Regions from separate parts of the Homo sapiens genome. Here region 2 is linked to region 1. A link is a contact called in ENCODE POLR2A ChIA-PET data. All regions are on one chromosome and are shown on one strand. The core of a region is the stretch at or near the end of the contact, and the rest is flanking DNA. Distances in the headings are between cores, read along the strand shown.

What was found. ChIA-PET counts read pairs that join two places held with the same protein, here RNA polymerase II (POLR2A).
Region 2: POLR2A ChIA-PET joins it to region 1 with 16 read pairs in AG04449. The contact joins the enhancer-like site here to the promoter of EFNB1 in region 1. POLR2A ChIA-PET finds 5 or more read pairs at or near these places in 4 of 52 experiments (AG04449, BJ, Panc1 and 1 more).

The regions. Positions count from the first base shown.
Region 1 is chrX:68,826,566-68,832,490 of GRCh38, reverse strand. EFNB1 (ephrin B1) reads right to left here and starts at 3,470. Exons shown (of 5, transcript NM_004429.5): 1 at 2,587-3,470. The coding sequence starts at 2,714.
Region 2 is chrX:69,357,833-69,363,757 of GRCh38, reverse strand. No RefSeq gene overlaps it. Among named protein-coding and RNA genes, the nearest start is that of NALF2, 140 kb to the left of the region's middle. Within about 2 kb of position 2,302, at least 2 of the 41 ENCODE cell types and tissues checked have a DNase peak (open chromatin) inside an H3K27ac peak, as active enhancers do.

The sequences.
Region 1 (5,925 bases), core at 2,221-4,720:
GCACTGGGAGATTTTCTTTTTTGGGAGGGGGGTTGCCAGCTTCTGACAGGGCTGAGGAGAGAGACCAAAAGCCAGGAGAGGAAGAGGGGAAGGAAGAGAGAAAATGAGCCTGAGAGGGAGAGCACGGGCATGTGCGAGAAACAAAAGGACTTGAGAAAAAGAGGCAGAGAGTGACTAAGAGTGAGAGGGAGTGTGAGAGCAAGGCAGAGCAGGCGAGCCTAGCTGGAGAGGGGAAGTGAGCGCTGCTCGCGGAGGGTATGAGAGGGCGAACTGACACGGGCCTGAGAGGAGAACTCGGGCAGGAGGCAGAGAGGGAGGGAGACAGAGAGGGACTGTTTATTTGAAAGGCTGTGGCAGCCTGAGGGTTGGGCGCGGTGGCAGAAGCAGCCCCCAAAGCTCAAGGAGAGCTGAGGGCAGTGCCTCCTTCCTGTCCATTTGCCCCCACCACCCCGAGCCAACACATGTAGACAGTGGCTGCATTCCAGACCCCTGAGCCTGGATGGAAGGAGGGTGCACCAGGATCAGTCTCTGATCCTTCCCAGGATCTACCCAATTACAGAATGGAATTCGGACAGTTTCTAGAGAGTCTTCAGCCACCCCCCATCCTCACCCCACAATGCCTGCCCTCAGCTTGAGGTAGATGAGGAGGGGGGTCAGAGAGGATACCACCCCCCAAAACCTGTAAGCCAGTCCAGAGCACTAAAGTCTCTGAGCACAAAAAGGGGGAAGCACAGACAGATCGTGTTTCTTCCAGCACCCCCAACTCTGCAGGAGGGCTCCTTTCCAGCTGTGGAGCTGCATGCTATCTCTGGTTAGAGACCCGAGAGAGCAATTAGGTCACTCCCATGAGCCCCTATGATGGGCTACCCCAGGCGGATTTCAACTCTCCTGGCTCAAGACAGAACATTTCCAGCCTCCACCCTTACCAGGGTAACTGAGCACTTCACAACCACTGAGCACTTCACAACCACTGAGCACTTCACAACGTTCCCCCCTGGGCTCAAGCAGCCCAGAGCTCCCAGAGCATTTTGAGCCCCTGCTGTTAGGAGAGTGTTGTACCCCGTTTGGCTTCTGGGTAGGAAAGAAATTCTTGCCAATCCCTTTCCTTGTACCCAGGGAGAGCCCTCCACCCCAACCCTGGTTTAGCCATCCCACCAACCAGTAATAGGACTCTACCTTAATCGAGGAGAAGAAAACTAAAGCTGCCTTCTCCTACTCCAGGGCTGAGAGATCAAACGTCCCTGGGACCCAAGAGGCCAAGGTAGGCAGGAGCCTGGGAAGTTACCCGGGGCAGGGCGGGGCTGGGGGGGAGGCGGCGTGGGGCAGCAAGAGTGGACAGGAAGAAATTTGAGATACAGGAATCAGTGATCACGGATGGAGCAGGTCAAAGCTCCCCAGTTTCCTGCTAAGTGGGGTTGTTCGCACATTGCTGGGACCTCCAGAAAATTGAGAGGAAGGGCAATTTTGACCCTTGGTTCCAACCTGAGTCCTGGATGCCAAAAGAGAAGGTCCAGAGGTCACTACAACAGCCCCAGCGACTTCCCACTAAAAGCCCAGAAACCACTGAGCCACCGCCCTGAAAGGTGTGCGTGTTGTTTGGAGGGGTTGTGTGTGTGGTGGTGGTGGGGTAGTTGTGCAGAGGAAGGAGAAGAAAGAAAAGAAAGGATGTCCTTTATATAGCTGCCCACTCCCCGCCCCAACCCCTTGGGGAAAACTAAGCACAGCTTCCCAATCTGGGGGACAGACTCGGGGGCCAAGGGGACCTGCCTGGGCAGGAATCGCTCCTTCTCCACCCACCTCCCTCAACAGCTCGGCCGCCACTCTCCGCCCTGGCGGGCCCTTGAAGCTCTGTTACCGGCTCCATTGGACCCCTGACGGGCACTGGTTCGAACCCCCACTACCCAACGACCACTCTCCCACTCCGCCCCTCTCCACCCGCTGCCTTTGTGAGCCTGGGAGCAGCGCCCGCCTTTCTACCGCTCCGGCAGGGAGAAAGGAGGGGCGGGGGGCAAAAAGAGACAGCAAAGCAAAAAGCCAGGGAGGAAAACAGGGAAGAAAGAGAAATGAAAATGGGAGAAGCCCGAGTGGGGATGTTGGCGCTGCCACCCACCCCAAGCGCCGGGTCCCGCTCTGTGTTCCCTCCACAGCTACGCAAACGAGGAACCCGTGTTCTGGCCTCGTCCCTCGCCCGAGTCAAGCTCGCTCCTGGAGCGGCTCTCGGCGAAAATCACCACGTTCCCAGGGGCCCCGGAGGGAGCTGCGTTCTCGCCTCCACTCAGTTCTCCGGTGCGCTCTCGGGCGCCCGGACTCCCCAGCTCCGCCTGTGCGACCACCTCGACTTCATCCAAGACGTGCAGAGGCAGGGGGTGGGAAGCCCGGGGGGTCACAACCCAGCCAAGTGCCCCTACCCCACCCCGCCGCACCCTGCTCCATCCGCCCGCCCGCAGGAAAACACTCGAAAAAGCCGGAGACAAAATGAGGCGCCGCTCCTCCTCCGAAGACCTCCCCACATGCACTCCGGGGCGTGCGGCCTCACCCTGAAGGAGTGCCTCCCACCCCAGCGTCCAGAGGAGATAAGTTACTCACTTGGGGTTGAGGGAGCTCCAGGATACGGGCTCCAGGTTCTTGGCCAGCGGTGTGGCGAGCCGGCACAGCGCCCACACGACCATCGCCACAAGCCACTTGCCGAGCCAACGCTGCCCAGGCCGAGCCATCTTCCCGGGGGCAGACTGCACTTCGGGATCCCTTGGCGCCTCCTCACCAAAGCTCGCCTCGCCTTCCTCTGCCGCGCTGCGCTCGGAGCCGCTCAGGCGCCCATCCTCCGCAGCCGCCGGCCTTGAAGTGCTCCCCTCCCGCCGGCTTCGGTGTCGCTCTTCTCCGCCCGGCCGGCCAGGAGGACTCACTGGGCAGCCGCCCCCAACCCGGGCATGGGCTTCGGCCCCCGAGGGCTCGTTCTCCTGGGCTCTCCGCTGCCGCACGAGGCGCGACGGGGGCTCTGCGCCCCCGGGTGATCCCGCCCGATTCCGCTCGACTTCCCGAGACGCTTCGGGGCTGCGCGCCCTCTCCCCGACGGGGTCTTCCCGCAGAGGTCTCGGTGACCGCCCCGACGCCTCGACCGTCCCGGGATCGCTGTCCCTTGGAAGAAGTGGGGGTTTCCCCACAGCACAAGCTCGGTCCCCGGGCTCCCGACTGGGCCGCCCTGGCACGGGCTCCGTTCCTCCGGGCCACACTGGGACTCCGGGCTACGCGCCCCCGGACAGCTTCTACTTCAGCGCGGGCCCTGCTCAGTGTACTTAGAAGAGCGGGGAGATGCTGCCGAGCGAGCCAGTCCCATTAGTTTGCGCCCCCGAAGCCTCGGCCGGGTAGCCCGGCAGCCTCGCGTCGCCGAGTCCTGGCTCCCGGGCGATCGAGCCCGAGGGTCTGCGGCCAGTGCGAGCCTCACAAACCTCCCACTGCTGTCCAGCTCGCATAGACTCCCTCCGCTGCCGCTGTGCTGTCTACTCCCTTGCTCAGGCGAACGCAAGGCCAACCCTGCTCTCTTAGCCAATAGCAAGCTCAGTGGCGGGGTCCTTGCCCCATACCACGCCCCCAGAGCAGGAAGGGGGCGGGGTTTCAGGGAGCTCTTAAGGACGCCGCGCGCCCGATGGCACCAATCTGAGTGTGCGGCTCGTGCGGTTAGGGTTGGGTCCCTCTCAGTCCTGTTCCCAGAGAGCTCAACCCGTGGGAAGTTGGCACTCTCAAGAGCTGCCGGCCTGCTCTCCTCTCCACGCGTCTGGTCAACACCCCAGCCCACTGACCCTGTCCCAAGTACCCCAGGAAAGTATTTCCATTTTCTTTTTACACACAGGACCCCTGAAGTCCTGCTCTGTGCCCACCTCCGTGTCAAGGACAGCCTGTCTGCTCCTCGTCCAGTCCCACGTAAGGCTTTAGTGGGCTTTCCTCCTCTCGCCCTCAAAATGCACTGTCTGCTTGCACTTGGACCCGGAGTCAGGAACATAAAAGTGAGAACAGTGGGAGGGGGAAACTGGTGAGGGTCCAGTACTTGATTGGGGTTAGAGGTGGGGCGGGGAGCAGGGTGGGGTGTGGTGGGGAGAGAAGGCGTGTTCATCGCCCCTGGGGACCAGGCCTTCGGAATCTCAGCTTTCTGGGGGAGCCTTGTGGGACCTCTGGAGCCAAGATTTAGTCTTGTCCTGTCCGAAGGCGCGGGCAAGGTCCCGGGATAGGCAAGCGGGGATGAGAGGGCACGTCGATAAAGAAAGACACCTCGAGGGCAAAGAGGAAAAAGCACAGGGCATGAGACTTTTGAAAAAGCAAAAGCGGGCATCCTGGACCGGAGAAGCCGGACTCCAGCCTGTCCCGGCCTCGCCATCTGGGTCTTTGTCTCCCAGCCCTGGCCCATTCTTCCCGCCCCGCCTTGCCTCTTTGCTTATAACTTGGCTCGATCCCATAGCTCAGACCTTCCAGGTCCGACCCACTCTCGCTGGTCGGACCCCAGAGGACGTACCCACGTGCTAATGTCTCCCCCTGCTGGACTTCCATAGCACTGCGGGCGCCTGGGATAAACCCGGAGCTTGCCATAGCACAAGACCTGGGACAGGCGTAGCCTTGGCAAAAACCGTCACCCTGTATGGGGAGGAAGGGAAAGAACTAGAAGGATATCTGAGTTTGGGGTAGGCTTAGGGACTGCCAAGAATACAAGGTCTCCCCACTTTTTCTTTATGGAGATAATTAGATGAGCAACATTCCCAAAGTGCTCCACCATTCACACAGTTTCATGTCCATCATCTCGCTTAATAGGTGACTGAGCTACTGCGTTTCTCAGTGGATCCTCTGATGATCTTTGTGGCTGTAGAGGTGGGAATAGCCCAGATTTTGTCTTTTTATTTTCTCCCAAATAGAGGAGAAAATAGGGAAAATCTGGGCCCTTCCCACTTCCAGGGGCAGCCCTTGAGGGTGAAGTGGCTCTGGGTAGGTAGGGAAAGAAGGAGCTGTTTGGGGTCTCTGAGCTCTCAGCTGGACCCTGCATTGGGGTGTAAGGAAGGAGAGATGAGATGAATAGGGTGTAGGGACACACCAGTAGTCTAGCTGGGAGACTGGGATCCCTGGAGTGCATGCTAGGACATCAAAACCTGAATACAGAAAGCAGCCTGCTGCTTACTGAGTGCCTACTATTGTCAAGAACCAAGTTAGATGCTTTTCCTTTCATAACCTTTTGAAATGAGTTTCAGTATCCCCATTTTACCTACAGGGGAAAGTAAGGCTCAGAGAGAAGTGACTCATCTGAGATCACCAAGCTGATCAGTGGTGAAAGCAGGATTTGACTCCTGGGACATCTGTCTCCAAAGCCTGTGGCCATTCCCCTGTACCATACTGGCTCAAATTCCCAGCCAATCCTTGCTTCTTTGCTTCTTTGGTTCATTCCTGGTTAAGGCTGGGTCGTGCATGGACAGCAGCAGCCTGGGGCTGGCCAGGACTCTTCCCTCACTGTCCTTCAAGAGGTTGCCAGGCCTGGAAAGTTCATCTATATTCCTGGCCATAGCCCAGAGTTCTTCTCATCTAAGACCACCACTGCCAACCCTAGAGCCAGCCTTGATTCTTCCTCCCCACAGCCAGCATGCCCGGTGCCCCACAGGAGGAGAGCCCAAGGCCAGGTGGGGGATGGGGAGATGAGGCTATGCGGCCAGTCTTGGGAAACATGGGAAGACAAGCAGTTCCTGAGTGTGCCAGCACCTAATCCCGGTGGGCAGGGTGGCAGAGGAAATGAGAAGAAGACTCTTTATGTCCAGACCTGCTCCACATGCTACTTATCCCTGCTCACAGCACAGCCTTTCTGCCTCAACCTGCCCACACCAGCTACAGGGGCCTCAGGAGCAGAGCTGAGCCTACTCCCTGCCATGGCTAGGCCAGTGATTCCAGGTTCCCACC
Region 2 (5,925 bases), core at 1,053-3,552, 530 kb before region 1:
AGAACTCTGTTTCCCTGTGGCTTTTGCCCAGGCATCTCTGCCCCCTGGGGCCCCACAGAAACTGTCTGCTCCCTCTGCTCATGACAGCCTTTCTGAACTTTGAGGACAACGATCCTGTTCCCCTCCCTTCTCTGCTCCAAGCTGTGAAGCTCCAGCTCCTCCACTAGCTCTGCTTGGGACCTGGGCTTCAGGCCATTGCCAGTTCCCCTGTACTGCACTGTGGACTCCACTTCTCCTGTTCTGCCCTACAGACCTCTCCAAGGGATCATCCGAAAGGACCCAGTCCTCTCACACTGGAAAGTCCTTGCCAGCTACCTTGCCTACCAACTTCTAAGTCTATGCAGGGACTGGAACCCATCTGAAACCTACCTTGCCACATGCTGCTGTCCCTGCCTTTCCAAGCAAGGCTGCACTTGGAGCCCATGGACTTGGGGAATGGGAGCTCTTCTTCAGCTTCTGCTTTGGCTCTCCTCAGGCTGGTTCTCTCAAAGTTTTGAGTCCAAGTGAGTCGAGGATGGCAGCTTGCTTCTCCCCTCTGTCCTGACTCATCCATTTTCATACTTCTCACTTCACTAAATGCTCCGTGTCTCATCCCCACACAGCTCCTCTCCCTCCCTCATCAGTGAGAGCGAGGCCCAAAGCTCTCAGTTCTGGGGGCTCCCCCCTTCTCCCCATGAGGTCATTGCAGGCTTGATTGCATCCAGATGGTCTGCCACTGCTGCTCCTGGCCTACAGCCCCGGAGGAGCACCAGCACCCTTTTGGCTTGGCTTTCTGCATGGTCTGGGCCCCAGCTTCCTGCCTTGCCAATCAGAAAGAGGTGGCATCCCCCTCCCAAACTGAAAAGTGTGTCTCATTTCTCCACTTCCTGCTGCCCTAGTGCTGTGATGGATTCTTTTCCATCAGTCGTAATCCCCTCAGCAGTAGATCTCCTTTTGTTGAAACGTCCTGACAGGGCAGGAGAGCAGGGGTTAGAGCAGAAGCAGCAGTAGGCACAAAGGGGCAGACATGGCTTGGAGTTTCCTCAGGACTCCGCAGATCCAGGGACAGGAGAAGGTAGAGCTCGCCAGCACTAAGCCTGAGAGCAACACCAGCCTCTACATCAGGATCCTGGGGGTGGGTGGATGGCATGCCTTGTGTGCTCCTCTGGCCTCCTTGTCCTCCTGTGGCATCAGAAGCTCTCCCATCTCCAAACCCAGGCAGCATGTGGTGAGCAGCTGGCCGGAGGTGTCTGTGGAAAGCTGCGGTCGTGGCTCACAAAAGTCAGGCCTGAAAATGGATTGGCTTTGGTGTACAGCTAAGATAGGTGTGTCTAAGCAGGTGGAGTTCCAGCCCCTGAGGCTGGGCTGCCTTCCCTTCTGCAGACTGTCTCTGAGCAAAAGCTAAAAGGGCTGCAGGAACTGCTAAGCCTGGGGCCAGATGGCCATTCTTTAAAGCTTGCCCCGGACATCTTTGCTGGCTGCCACTACCAGCTTCAGACAACCCGAGCACTCCCTGAAAAGAAAGCCAGGTAGAAAGTATAGGACTCTGGGGCCCAGGGACCCAGGGTGGTTGCTTCTGTAGCTCAGGCAAGGTCCCCAGAAAGCTGCCTGGCTTTCTCCCAACACCAGCACTGTCCTGATAATAATAATGACAAGGACAATGACCGTAAGAGTAAGAAGAAAATATTCTGCCTGATGAAGAGTACAATAAGATACCTATTATGAAATCCATCTTATAGATGAGCAAACTGAGCCTCAGAGAGGAAAGTTACTTGCCACAGAGGTAGCAAGTAGTGAAGGCAAGATTTAGACACAAGTTTTGACTGCAGGAAGCAGTTCCATTTTCAACATTTCCAGCCTCTCAGCATTCACAGCTCTCCTTGCCCCGCTTCCCACTTCCCAATCTTCTTTCTTCTTTCCCCTCCCCTTCCCCTGCTCCTCACACCCATCCCAGTCTCTGCTCCCCTTCCTCCTCCCATCTCCCACCCCTGCCCCCACCCCAGGCTGCACACTAGCCAGCCAGCCAGCGGCCAGCTCACCCACTTGGCTGAAACGTGGAGCTCAGCTGCTCCAGACACACGTTTTTTTTACCAGACCAGATAAGATTTCACCATTGGGGCAGTGAACAATTTATTTCTGAGTCTGCAGTGGGAAAGGGTGGGGGAACCCTAGAATTCAGCCTGCTGAAGCAAAAAGAAGTGAAGAAGCATGTGTCTGTCGTGTGTGTGTGTGTGTGTGTGTGTGTGCGTGCACAGGAGAGTCATGGGTGGGGAGAGGGAAAATCAGACTTCAGACCTCAGGGTAGTGGAAAGCAATGGAAGCTTGGTGGCTCCTCTCCATTCCTGAGCAGAGGAACATGATTAAATAGAGTGGAATGTGGCAGGATTAGGGCAAACACTCTTGGCTGTCCCCACTTTTTCAACTACTGCAGTCCAGCTACCATGCCCATCACTGCTGAAAAATGTTCTTATGAAAGTCACCACTTCTCATCATGAAATCTGCTGGACACTTTTCCTTCCTCATGATATTTGACTTCATAACATTTCACACAGTTGATGACCCCTTCCTTTTGGCACTAATCATTTCCTTGTTTTTTTCTGCCCCTGTGCTCTCCAGGCATCCAATCTCTCTGAGCCATCCTGCTCAGTCTCCTTAACAGACTTTCTTTTGCTCTGCAGATTCCTGAAAATCTCCCCAGACCCTAACCTAAGCCCTCTCCTCTTCCCATGCCATGCTCTTGCTCTGGGCTGGCTCACCCCTTCCCACAGCTTCCCTGGCCATCTCCCACATCTCTAGTTCCACTCCAGACCTGCCTTCTGAGCTCTAGGACCTGCCACTGCCTGACTGCTATCTCAATCAGGATGACCCATGAGCACTTTGGATTCCACATGGCCAACCCGGAACTCATCTTGTCTCCAAACTGTTCCTCCTCTTATGTTTTCCATGCCAATAGCAGGTAGTACCGGCCACCCAACTGTACAAGCCAGAATCTGCCTTGACACCTCCCTTCCTACCATACATACAGCTAATTAACCACCAAACTCTATATCCCACATCCTAAATATGCCATGAAAAGTCCACTCCTCTCCATCTCCACTGCCACCACCCTGGTCCAAAGCTCCATTATTTCTCAACTAGACTTCATCTACAGCCTTCTCACCATTCTCCCTGCTTCTTCTCTTGCCCCTCTGCAATCCAGGACCCATCCAGAGGCCAGATAGGGCCCTCTCTCTTCCCTGCTTAGTAACCTTCAATATCTCCCCAGTAGTCTCAAGATAAAATCCAACCCTCCTCTTTGGCCTAGCCCCAGCCTACCTCTCCAGTTTCATCCCTTGATTTCTCCCACCCACTCTCAACCTGAGTCCTCTACTCTTCCCATGCTATGCTCTTGCTCTAGGCCACCTGGGGCCAAATTGTCACCCCACAGTCTAGACTTCAGCAATACTGGGCTTCTTCCTGTTCCTTTGAGAGTAAGCATCAGCAATTCTGGAACAAGGGTGGGGCCAGACCTGAAGTGGGTGCCAGAGGAGGGGAGTGACCTCCAGATATGGAGAAAGGGTGGCCATGGTGGAGCTGAGCTCAAAAGACCAGACTTCCTAAGTGTCATTGAGGGCCCGCTTATTCCTGAGTCCCATGGTTCTGAGCAGACCAGGAGCTCCAGCTGAGGCCTAAAGGAGGCTGAGAATGTAACTTCCTCTTTTGGGGAAAGAAATTGCAGGACCCAGGGTTTCCTCCAGCTTCCCAGGGGCCAAGAGGATCTTGTTCAAATCCAGCTTCCCAGTATGAGCTGCCACAGAAGTTACAGCCTGAGATTGGAGAGACACAAAAGACACAGGTGGCTCCTTTGTAGAGAGCTGAGGAAAGCAGGCTTCGCCAAGTAGAGCAGACCCTCGGTCAGGAGAGGCTCTGAGGGAGGGGCTGGGGCAGGCGAGGCAGAGACAGAAAGGGAGAAAGGTGGGAAAATAGGAGAGAGAGAAAGAAGAATACAGTGGGACCCAGAGTAAAAGTGAAACAGATGGAGGACTGAGCTAGAGAGACAAAGAAGGGGCAGGGAGGACACAGAGAAAGAGACTCAGGATCGAGGGAAGGAAGAAAAAGACAGAAACAGAGGAGGCAAAAGGGAGATAAATGTGAGGAGGTAAAAATACACAGAGAAAGATAAAGAGAGAATCAAAGTGAAAAATAAACAGAAAGAGGAGAAAGTCAGATGAAGACAAGGATGCAGAAGGAGACAGCAAGAAAGAATGGGAAACAAGAGGGTGCTTGCAAAACCGATGAATTATAATAGAAGGGCTCACGCAGGAAAGATGAATATGTAAATCAATGGAAACCACTGGAAGGATTCCCAGCTTGGACAGCCCCCTACCTAATGCCTGGTCCCGGGCAGCCAGCTCTGCCCAGCCATCCTTGGACAGCTCTGACTGTCAGGAAGTTCTTCCTTATTGTCTAAGTCGGGAGGGCAGGAGTGGACAGGATGGGAGCACAGGGCAAACTAGCTGGGCTAAGTTGAGTTCTGAAAGGTCCAAAGCCAGCCTGGGAGTAAGGAAATTCTGGGGCATGTCAATTTGGGAGAATGAGTGTTACTTCCAGGCAAATAGGAATGTCAGAGGTAGATGCAGAATTGGGATACAGGCCAAAGGTCTAAGGCAGGGTGAGGGGTGGAGAAGAGACAGGGTTAGACAGAGTGGGTTATAGGCAGTGGTTGGGAACAGCCTGGGGGTATGCACAGCTCAGCCTCTACCTTGCATGGGTGGGGTAGGGGCTGCTTTGAGGGATAGCTAAAAAGGGTTGCCTATGCTGAACCCAACACTGCCTACTGGTTGCCTTTGTCCAGTGCTCAGAGCAGCGGGATATGGAGAGTGCTAGATTTGATGTCAAGTGACCTGGCTTTGAAAGGCAGCCCCACCATTTCCTAGTTATGTGGCCTTGGACCTCAGTTTCCTCATCTATAAAATGGGAACAATGCTTTGTGTGATAACAGAGTGAACATACCAGCTGGGGCCTCGTTTAACTGTACTCCTGGGACCATGCAGGGTCCACTTCCTCTGCCTCATGACAGTCTTTCAAAGGGCTGAAGACATAGACTCAGGCCTCCTCAGTCTTCTCTCCTCCAGTTCTTTCAACTGTTCCTCAGAGGACATGATGTTTTTCTAACTAGTCACCTAGTAGAAGACACTGGGGACAGGATGTTGGAAGATAGGCAGTGGGAGAACATGGGTAGGCAAAAGCACCAGATTTCAGGGGGGCTTTTTAAAGACTCTAGTCCTGAAAGAGACCATTTGGTCCAAACCACTTTCCTTTTTTTGCTAAATTAAAACCTCCCAGAAAGCCACAAGGAAAACCTCCTGAGGCAAGACTTCCCCCAGCAGACAGTTTATGGGATAGAGTGTGGGGGGCCTCAACCATAGTTGCTCCTCCACCCCCAAGAAAGAGCTACAGGGCAGGACACTCCCAAGCTAGTCCCCATAGAGCTGTAGCAACCTTGCCTCAGGACCAGGCCTCAACCCCAGCCCCATGAGATGCCAGGCAGGAAGGTTCCAGAAGGTTCTGTAGACAGATGGACAGGGCAGGAGATGGTGGGGGTAGAGGAGGGCTCAGTTGTGTCCCAAGGATTAGAATCTAGGAATTGCCAACATAGTGAGCCAGGAGTGGAGATAACTTGACCCAGAAATGGCAAAACCAGGGCTTCTCAATGGGAAAGATGAAGGGGGGACAGGGCAAGAGCTATTTTGCAACATTAATTTTGCAGTCCCACCAACACCCTCAATAAGTTCCCTTAGTGCTCATTTACTTGCCAAGGCACTCTCTGTGTTTCAACCTGTGGAGCTGAAATTGTCCTGGGAGCTGGGGGCCCATGGGGAGGGGAGGGAGGAAACTGAGTGGGGAAGCCATCCTGAAGAGGAGGAAGGAGGCAGTGGGGAGAAAGGCAGGCTGGTGATGCCCTTC